2 separate regions of the Homo sapiens genome follow, and region 2 is linked to region 1. The links are chromatin contacts, found by Hi-C or POLR2A ChIA-PET in ENCODE. All regions are on one chromosome and are shown on one strand. The core of a region is the stretch at or near the end of the contact, and the rest is flanking DNA. Distances in the headings are between cores, read along the strand shown. Region 1 holds the start of GALNT18-AS1 (GALNT18 antisense RNA 1). Region 2 overlaps GALNT18 (polypeptide N-acetylgalactosaminyltransferase 18).

What was found. Hi-C counts contacts between places; a loop is a spot of excess contacts on that map. ChIA-PET counts read pairs that join two places held with the same protein, here RNA polymerase II (POLR2A). Pooled maps may share reads with other maps.
Region 2: a map of DLD1 shows a loop between it and region 1 (6-fold over the local background). The contact joins the enhancer-like site here to the promoter of GALNT18-AS1 in region 1. A Hi-C loop is called at or near these places in 15 of 168 maps with a recorded cell type or tissue (DLD1, astrocyte of the cerebellum, cardiac septum and 6 more) and 7 of 50 pooled maps. POLR2A ChIA-PET finds 5 or more read pairs at or near these places in 3 of 52 experiments (Panc1, SK-N-SH and WTC11).

What each region holds. Positions count from the first base shown.
Region 1 is chr11:11,567,409-11,571,862 of GRCh38, reverse strand. It overlaps GALNT18-AS1 (GALNT18 antisense RNA 1), which reads right to left and starts at 1,898. Exons shown (of 2, transcript XR_007062595.1): 1 at 1,666-1,898. The region is part of intron 1 of GALNT18 (polypeptide N-acetylgalactosaminyltransferase 18); the gene reads left to right. RefSeq lists enhancers at 1,060-1,559, 3,812-3,861.
Region 2 is chr11:11,519,662-11,524,115 of GRCh38, reverse strand. The region is part of intron 1 of GALNT18 (polypeptide N-acetylgalactosaminyltransferase 18); the gene reads left to right. Among named protein-coding and RNA genes, the nearest start is that of GALNT18-AS1, 48 kb to the left of the region's middle. Within about 2 kb of position 2,620, at least 2 of the 41 ENCODE cell types and tissues checked have a DNase peak (open chromatin) inside an H3K27ac peak, as active enhancers do.

The DNA of each region.
Region 1 (4,454 bases), core at 649-3,148:
GCCAGGCAGATACTGTCGTCAGTAAGTTTTAGAGAAGCTTGTGGAAATGCAGACATAGGGTCACTTTAACACACACCAATTTTTTTTTCCAGGTCATTGGATATCTTTCTAGATAAAATAACCTCATTACGTGTTATGGGATTTGTGGAGAAAGTCTATTTAAATAGGATTGAAACATCCTTTGTCAAAATATTCTTGTCAATTAGCCTGGACATGGCTAATTGACAAGAGGTGGCCAAAGCCAGCTCAGCCCATTGCAAGGGCTCCTGGACATGCGGTTGATCTGCACAGTGGGCCTCACTGCCCAGGAAGAGGCATGTCCCACCAGAAAGCTGGTGTTCACTGGGAACTCTGACTTTGATCTGACCTAGTCATTAGAGGACTAGAGCCTTGGGGGGCTTCTGGAAGCACAGGCACCCGGACTCAGAGAGCAGAGCTAATTTTGAAGAGTTAGATTTATCACCAAATAACCTCATTTCCCAGCCTGCTGAGACACCTATTGCAGACTCATTGGTTTTCTGTTTCCACCACACAAAGTCAGGGGTTGATTCTCCAAAGACATGCCCTTGGGACCTTTTCCTTTTGTGTCTGAAGGTAGCTATACACACAGCCCAAGGGTCAGGCTGCCTGGATTGAAATCCTGGTCCTGACACTGACTAGCCAGGAGCTGTTGGATAAACTGCTAAGTTAATCTTAAGCCTTGATTTTTTTCATCTGTAAAATGGAAAGAATAAGACTGACCTCATTAGGTTGCTGTGAGGGTTAAATGAAGGCAAGAAAGGAAGCAGGCAACAAATTAGGAGGTTCTTAGGGTGGCCCATGGTGACTCAGTTTAGCATGTTGAATCACACACAGTGTGCTCAACCCAGGAAAACTTGGGGCCCATGAAAAACACTCAGTGGATGTTAACTGTTACTAATACCTCATGTCTTTAATATAGCATGGGTTTAACTGGTTGGTAAGAGGGAAGATGTGGGGATAATTTGGAGAGTAACTCTTTACAGGCAAGTAAATTACCTGTTCATTCCATTGTTCAACAGTGTGCTGAGCCCTGAATGTGCCAGGGACTCTGCTCGTGCTGGGGATGCAATGGAGACCTGAGATCATTGCCTTTTCACAACACTTGGGCTGAAGCCTGATATTAAATGGGTCAGTACACATTGCAAGAAGTGCAGTCAAGGCAAAAAATGGAGCGTGTGAGAGAAACAAGGTGTAAGTAGGGAAATAAATCCTTCCTGAGCTGGGGTGGCCAGGGGGAGCTTTGAGACTGTGATCTGAAAGGAAGAAGAGCTGGTTTGGTGAATTGTGGAAAAAAGCTTTCTAGGCAGAGGGCAGGGTCCCCCAGGAGGAAAAGAAAGTATGTTATGGTGTGTTCAAGAAACCTAGGGAGGCCAGTTAAGGGCAGGGCAGGGGCCGGACGGCCGGATGAGGCTTGGGTCGTGCGCAGAGGCTAGATCATGTGAGGGCTGGTGGGCTAGCTGTAAGGAGAGGGAAGCAGATATGCACAGTGCAAGCCCAGCCAGGGCGTCTAAGAAGGGAGGAGACACAGGTCTGCAGTGCTATCAGGTTGTTCTGGCCACGGCATGGAGAACAGAGCGGGTGGAGGGCAAGAAAGGAAGCAGGCGACAAATTGGGAGGCTCTTGGGGTGGCCCATGGTGACTCACTTTAGCACGTTGAATCCCACACGGTGTGCTCAGCCCAGTGCTAAGCTCTCCAGGGCAAACCATGGTTCCTGAGATGGAGTTCTCTTTTCCAGCCAGTCCGGGGCTCCGCCTTCTGGACACTCCCAGCCTGGCTGAGCTCCCTCACGTCTCTGCTTGCAGAGGAAACAGGCTCTTTCTGTGTGTTTTCCCAGCCAGGAAAAGTCCAAGCCACACTCCCTCACTTCCTGAGTGGCCTGCTCTGCTTCTGTCCCTCTTTATAAATGTCCCCGAACCAAAGTTCTTCTCTTTCCTGAGCTTTTCCTGTCTCCATGGACTGGCCTCTCTCTCTGTTTCAGTTCCCTTTCTCCTATGGCTACCCCAAAGACCTCATGCCCTGTTTTGTGATCTCCATGTCTCATCTCTTCACTGCTTGCCTACTTACCAGCAACTTGGACGTAGGTCATAGTCAACCCTAGTCCTGCTCTGGGGTCCCATGGTTAGTGCTGGGTGGAAGAATGGATGGATTCCTGTCACATTGGGTATTGTTCAGCCATTTCAGGAAGGACAGTTTGCCCAGGCAGATGGGACATAGCCCTTGGTTTAGTGAACTTGGCCTTGTTCTCCTATGATAGAATATGGGTCCACTCAAACGAGGCTTTGGGAAACCAAAAGCTCCCAGCCCCTTGGGCAGAGGTTCCATGGTCTGCAAGCCCTCTGAGATCAGAATTTCTTAGAATTCCCAGAGGATGTGATAAACATGAGATGGTTTCCAGGACATGTTGGCTGTATTTAGTGATCTAAAAGTGTGAATCTCACTCCAAAGAACCTTTTTCCAGCTTGGGGTATTGGGGTGGGGGCAAGTGGTGGTCTTACCCAGATACTCAAGGCAGAAGATAAACCACAAGTAGAAAGCTAAAACATTGAGCTCACTTCCTTGATGGTGTCTCTGAACTGCTTTTTTTTTTTTTTTTCCCTTCAGCCTTCCAAAATCTAATAATCACCTTGGAGAAATAGAGGAAGCTGTTTTATAACTCTTGGTTGAGTTGTTGTGAATCTACCTTGTTACATTCTTGCTTGTCAGTCATTCACTACTGGGTGCCCTCTGGGTGTTAGTAAATCCTTGACTACAATGGCAAGGAAGTGGGTGGCCACAGAATATACAAGAAGTCAGGCATCAGGGAGGATCAGCATGTGTCAGATCTGGAAAGGCCCTCAGAGATCACCTGATCAGTGATTTTGAAATGCATTTAGCTATGGGATTCTTGGCTAAGCAACATCTTACCTAGAAACCGAATTTGTACAGTAGATCAAAACAGAGCCCATCTGGCAGAAGCAGGGGATGAGGTTATATTGGCCACAGGCTTCTTCTCATCTCAGCTATCGGCTAAGACATCTCCAAGGAAACCAATGCTGGGTTTGAAAACCACTGATCAGTTTAGACAGAGGGAATGACTTGTACTAGGTCACCCAGGCCCTTAGAGACTCCGTGGTTTTAAGGGGGTCACATGGCCCAGTGACTTAGCCTGAATCCAAATCCAGAACTCCAGACTCCTAGTCCAGTGCCCTCTCCTGTACATCTTGCTCTCTATCTTAGACAGTGAGTCTCCATTGGCTCTTGGTGTGGAGCCTCCCCAGGAGAGGAAAAGGGGGTGATTTTTACTCTGAGATCTCCAGTGGCGTTGCTGAAACATTAAACCTACCTTTTTCCCCCCTTAACCAGAGTCACTGGCAGGATGAGTCATGAACTAAGGGTGTTGCCGGGAAGATTCACTTCTTAAGGAGCCTAGGGTATAAATGGATGGAAAATGAGTTATGGTGAAATTGGAACTAGGCCTGGGCTTTGTTAGGTGGGTGATAGGAGCCACAGGACATAGGTGCAAAGAGCTGGCCAACTCCCCAGAGCTACCTGCTACTCCTGTATTGAAGGGTAATTAGTCAGTTGTCGCGAAGTCTGGCTGCATAACAAACAACCTCAACTCTCAGTGGCTTACAAAGCAACAGTTTCTTTCTTCCTTATGTCACCTGGGCTGTGCGTTGGCTGTGGTTCTGCTCCACATACTTTCTCGTTTTGTGATCTGCCTGTTTTATTGTGGTTGAGAACAGCAAGAGGCTGAGCCAAATTGTATAGTCACATTTACAACTTCTGTTCAGACCTGGCATCCTTCATGTCTGCTCACACTCTGTTGGCCAAAATCAGTCACGTGGCAATGCCTGGCAGTGGGGCCAGGCCTTTGTGAGTCACAAGGCAAGGGAGATGGGTTATATAGTTCTCTTAAAGACAGGGTGAGGGTGGTAACTGTTAACGAATGCATTGTACCAGAATGGGTGTTTTGGGGTGATTGGTGGAAGATATATAGGATGTTTATCTCCCTAGGTATATAGGATGTTTATCTCCCTAGGACATAGTCTTTGGAGACAGAAAGACTTTTTAAGAATTCTGGATCCTAAGTCTTGGAGACATTGAGAAAGTCAGATCCTTGATTCCCAAACAATGCCATGTATCCCTTGTGGGTAACTTCTGTTTGCATTTTTCTCCTCCATAAGAGGATATGCACCTGAGCTGGCTTGCAGAGGCAGTGATGGGCATCTCCTGGTGGGGCTGGCTGGGTTTGGGGCCCAGAGGGGCCCAAGAAGCACCGCTGACGAACAATGCTTTAAGACTATGCTTTTCAGGGAAGCAGGAGGGTAGGAGAGCTGGAATGGTCATTCCTACTACCCTCCCCTCACCACTTGCCAGAAATTGTATGTTTTGTACATTATGGTATTACTTTGACAGATGAAAAATCAAAACTGAATCTCCTTAAGATACC
Region 2 (4,454 bases), core at 1,371-3,870, 48 kb after region 1:
GCCTTTCTTGGATTTAGGGCCAGGTCTATGACTTGGGCTACATCAGTCACAAGTATTTGATTTAAGACTTTGAATCAAGAGCTGGTACCTCGCACTAGCTGAAGTGCCAGGAGCCTTGAGTTCTTGGGGTGCTGGTAGCTGCAATGCAGTGCCCAGTATCCACAGTATTGGCAGTGCCCAGAGGGTCCTCTACTGAAGTAATAAGATTTGGGGTGATGTTCTTGGTGACCTGAGAGCCTGGTTCGCTACCTCTCTTGGCAATTCCATGAGCTTCCCAGTGTCCTTTAATTAATTCACTTCTGACCCATGTTAGCCAGTGCTGTTGCTGTTGCTTGCAGCCGTGTGTCCTACCTCCTTTCCCAGGGAGGCAGGGTGTACGATATTTTTTTTTTTTTTTGAGATGGAGTCTCGCTCTGTTGCCCAGGCTGGAGTGCAGTGGTGCGATCTCGGCTCACTGCAACCTCTTCCTCCCGGGTTCTCACCATTCTCCTGCCTCAGCCTCCCGAGTAGCTGGGACTACAGGAGCCCACCAACACGCCTGGCTAATTTTTTGTATTTTTAGTAGAGACGGGGTTTCACTGTGTTAGCCAAGATGGTCTCGATCTCCTGACCTCATGATCCACCCGCCTCAGCCTCCCAAAGTGGCACGGTGTAAGAATTTTAAGAGCATTAGCTTTGAAACCAGACTTCTTGAGTTTGAAGACCTCTAGAGGTAGCTCTCGGTTACCTCTGCACAGAGCAAGCAAGCTACTTAACTTCCATGAGCCTCCATTTCCTCACCTGTGACATTGTCCTCACCTGTGAGAGTGACAAGATTTGCCTCAAACAGCTGTTGTATTAAAAGAGATGCTGTACTTGGAGGGCATGCAGGACCTATTCTGATTGCAGTTCTTTGAAAGAAAGTGAAATGACTTTCTCAAGTTCATAATGTCTGTGGGTGGCAAAACTGGAAGGCAGACCTCCTGGCTCAAAATAGCACTGTAGACCTTCACTCAGATGGAATTGATCTTGCGGACATAATGAAAGGGCTTGTAATAAGAAAAAGCATGTAAATTGCTACTTTCTTGGCAAGCAGTTTGTAAGGGAGAGCCTCTGCCTGAATTGTTAGTGGACTGCACTGCGCTCAGTCTCTTACTTTACTCTCATCTGCCTAATCTGAGGACAGGGGAAGAAGTTTCATGTTTGGTGCTCCAAGAGAATTTCAGAGTAAGGGTGGGGAGACTGTAAACCCAGATTTGAATAGGAAGCTAGTCTAACCCATGCTGTCTGTGTGGCAAATGTGTGCTCCAGACTTCTGAAACAAGTGGCACAGATTGTGCACAGCTAGCTGCGTGACAAGTGTCTTTGTCGGTGGAGAAGGAGCCGCCACACTGAGACTGTTAGACATCTTGAGTTCTGTGGATACAGTGGACTGTCTGTTTTGTTTTTGTGTTTCAACATCCAGAAAAAAATCCAGTCACAGTAGCTTGTGTCAGGATTCTAGCAGGCTTTGAGCTCTTCTGCAGTGGTCCCAAGGAGCGTGGCATGTGGCATGGACCAGTCAGAGGTCTTCCCTCTGCTTGTTGAGCTGAGTGGTGGTGGGACAGCTGACGCAGGGCTGCGTGTTTCTGTGGGCATGATTCTTCATCTCTTGTCTGTGCTATGTGGCAGGGCTTTGGGTCAGAAACAACTACAAAAAATCAAGGGACACTCTCATCCCCTCCTTCCCTCTGATGGGAGGACCCTGAAGCCTGGCCCCATTCCCGTTCTTAGCCTTAAGTCCTGTCGGCCACTGGAAGTTGTGTGGAAAGAGGGATGGGATGCAGGGAAGCTTAAGAGCTTCCAGTTTGGGCAGCCGTCTCTCAGAGATGGGGCATAGAGTTTGTAGGGCAGGGACCGATGTGTGTTTGACCTGATGGTTATTCCCCAGAATGAGGAGAGGTCATGTGGAGGTAGGAGGAGAGTAGCACCTCAGGGGGAGGATTCTTGGGATAGAAGAGGCCTGGGGCCTCCTAGGGCCTTCCTTCCTTCCTTCCTTCCTAGGGTGGGTAGAAGTCATCCCGCCCCAGTGTGGCTGACATGGCTCTAGGGTCTTCTCCATTTGTAAGTCACTTGCTGTGTCTGATATTTGATTCTTCCCTTTTCTTGGGCCTCAGGAAAGTGTTCTTGACAGTGGCCTCTCTGGGGTCAGCTGGTCTCTGTGCTTCCTTTATGGGGTTAAAGCGAGAAAGTCCCTGTAGGGCCAACATTACTGCAGGAACAGGTGCAGCCACCCATTTGGCTCTGGCTGCCCTGGGACTCTATGGTGAAGTGCGTGTTGGCTTCCTTTCCTGGCCAAAGGTGTGTGGGCTGGGTTTCTGAGTGGGCTCGCCTGAGTCACCTCCGTTCCCTTCACATAAGCTTCATCGGAAGTGACTGTCATTGTACTGTAAATTATGTTTAGGAAGAAGGTGGCTTTGAGCAATTTTTGTTCTCCCGCCACTGTAATCTTCTCTGCCATTTTCTGATAGTGAATAAGAGGACTGAACGGTTCAGGAATGAAGTTGGAGCTCAGGAAAGTGGCTGCCTGGCCTCGAGTTTCTTCCGTGGTGTAATCAGAACTCTCTCTGACCTCCTGAGCATCTGTTTGGCTCTTCACAAGGCCTGCAGCGTCCCGAGAACTGGAGAGCAAGTCACTATGAAGGGACTTAGAGAGTCACTGACTTGGATTAAAGGATGAGGGATGAGGAGTGAGTCTAGCTGGTGGCCAGAGAGTGGGCTGAGCATTCTAGCAGGTGGGGCTTACACCGTAAGTCACCAGAGCTCCCGACAGACTTTCCAAGGTTTTACCTTTCTTGTAATTTAAAAATGTTTGCTAGTTTGTACCCCTGTTTGTATCCAGATAGTGGTGATCTTTAAGATCCTTAGAGAACTTCTAGCTCGCTAGTGAGGTGGAGGTGTCAACTAATTCAGGGCTCATTATGGGGCACAAAAGAGAGCCAGGAGGTGGTGGGCCTTGGGTGGAAAGGAAGAGGATACGAGATTCCTAAAGCTTTCCTCCCTGAGGAATTGCCAGCCCGTGGCTGCTGTCAGCCCCAGTGAGAGATGTGTGCTGGAGGATACAGCCAGGTAGCCAGGAACAAGGGCACGGGGAGCCTTCCTAGACAGCAGTGGAAGGCCAGCCAGGGGCTCTAAGGCTCCCTACGGTGGACCCTGCGATGTGCTTCCCGATCCCTGCCAGGAATGCAGGACTAGTTTCCCCACATGCTGGTGTAGGGCCTGCAGAAGCCTCAGCTGCCTATGGGGTGCTCCTGCTGAGGGGACTGCCTTGCCTGGCCCACGCCCCTCCCCGGACTGATCCACAGGAAATGCCTGACCAGGAAGGGGTTCCTTCACTCCAGCCTGTGACAGCTGTGCAGGCCACCCCATCTTTAACCCTCCCATCGTGGTCAGCACTGTGCTGCAGCCTGGCTCTCCCTCTGCCCCATCTAGCTTTCTCCTGCTCCCAGAGGTGTGGGTCCCCAGAGCTCTCCCTACTCAGCGTCCTGCTGCCCTTCTCTACCTCAGAGGCTGCCTCACAGGAAGCCAGCCCACAACATCCCCTTGCACGCCACACAGGCCCTAGGTCATCTCTGGGACTGTTCAGGTCTGCTCGGTGAGTGGCATGGAACATCTTTTCAGAGATGTCTGACATGCTGGGGCAGGGGAATGGGAAGCAGGCTGCTTCCCAGGGGCTGTGTCTGTGGCTGACGGGTGCAGTGGGCATGCTCACACTAGCTCAGCAGGCCAGAGAACACACCCAGGCGCCTCGCTGCTTGCGCTTGAATCTTGCTCTACCATTTGCTCCCTGGGTGATCTGGCAGGTTATTTAAGCCCTCTGTGCCTCAGTTTTCCCATCTTTAAAATGGAGAAAATAATTGGACCTCCCTCATGGTGTTCTTTTGAGGATTAAATGGGGGAAATCTCTGTAAAGCCTTCAGAACAGTGCCTGCAGGGCATGCAGTAAGCGCTACAAGCTTGTTGGTTAAAAACATCGCCCAAGGGCACTGGCCAGGGACTCTCTCCAGGGGCCTACCCACAGGGGAGGAAGGCGGTTGTGCTCCTGCTCCCCAGTGCCAGCTGTTTGCACCCTGGCTGCCTCTAGCTCTTGGACCCCTCCTTTGGTGACCTCTTCCGGGTCTTTGGCTGGCAGACCTGATCCAGTGTCGCTCCTTGGACATAAAAACCCACCTCTGTCAGGCACTGGGAACAGTCACTGGCTGCTTACACTGTGGTCATGGCCCATCGTTACCCACAGACTTTATATACCTGCTAGGAGCAAGAGTAGGAGAGGGTGGGTTCCCAGAGCAGGCCTCCAGGTTTTCCTGCTTGCAGTCTCATGGATGGGCTCCAGTCCCTCCTTCCCCTGGTTGCTCCTGCAGTCAGGGCGAGATGGGGCTGAGACAGGGGAATGGGAGAGTGCCTGGAAGGTGGTGGCAGCAGTGGGACCACGAGAG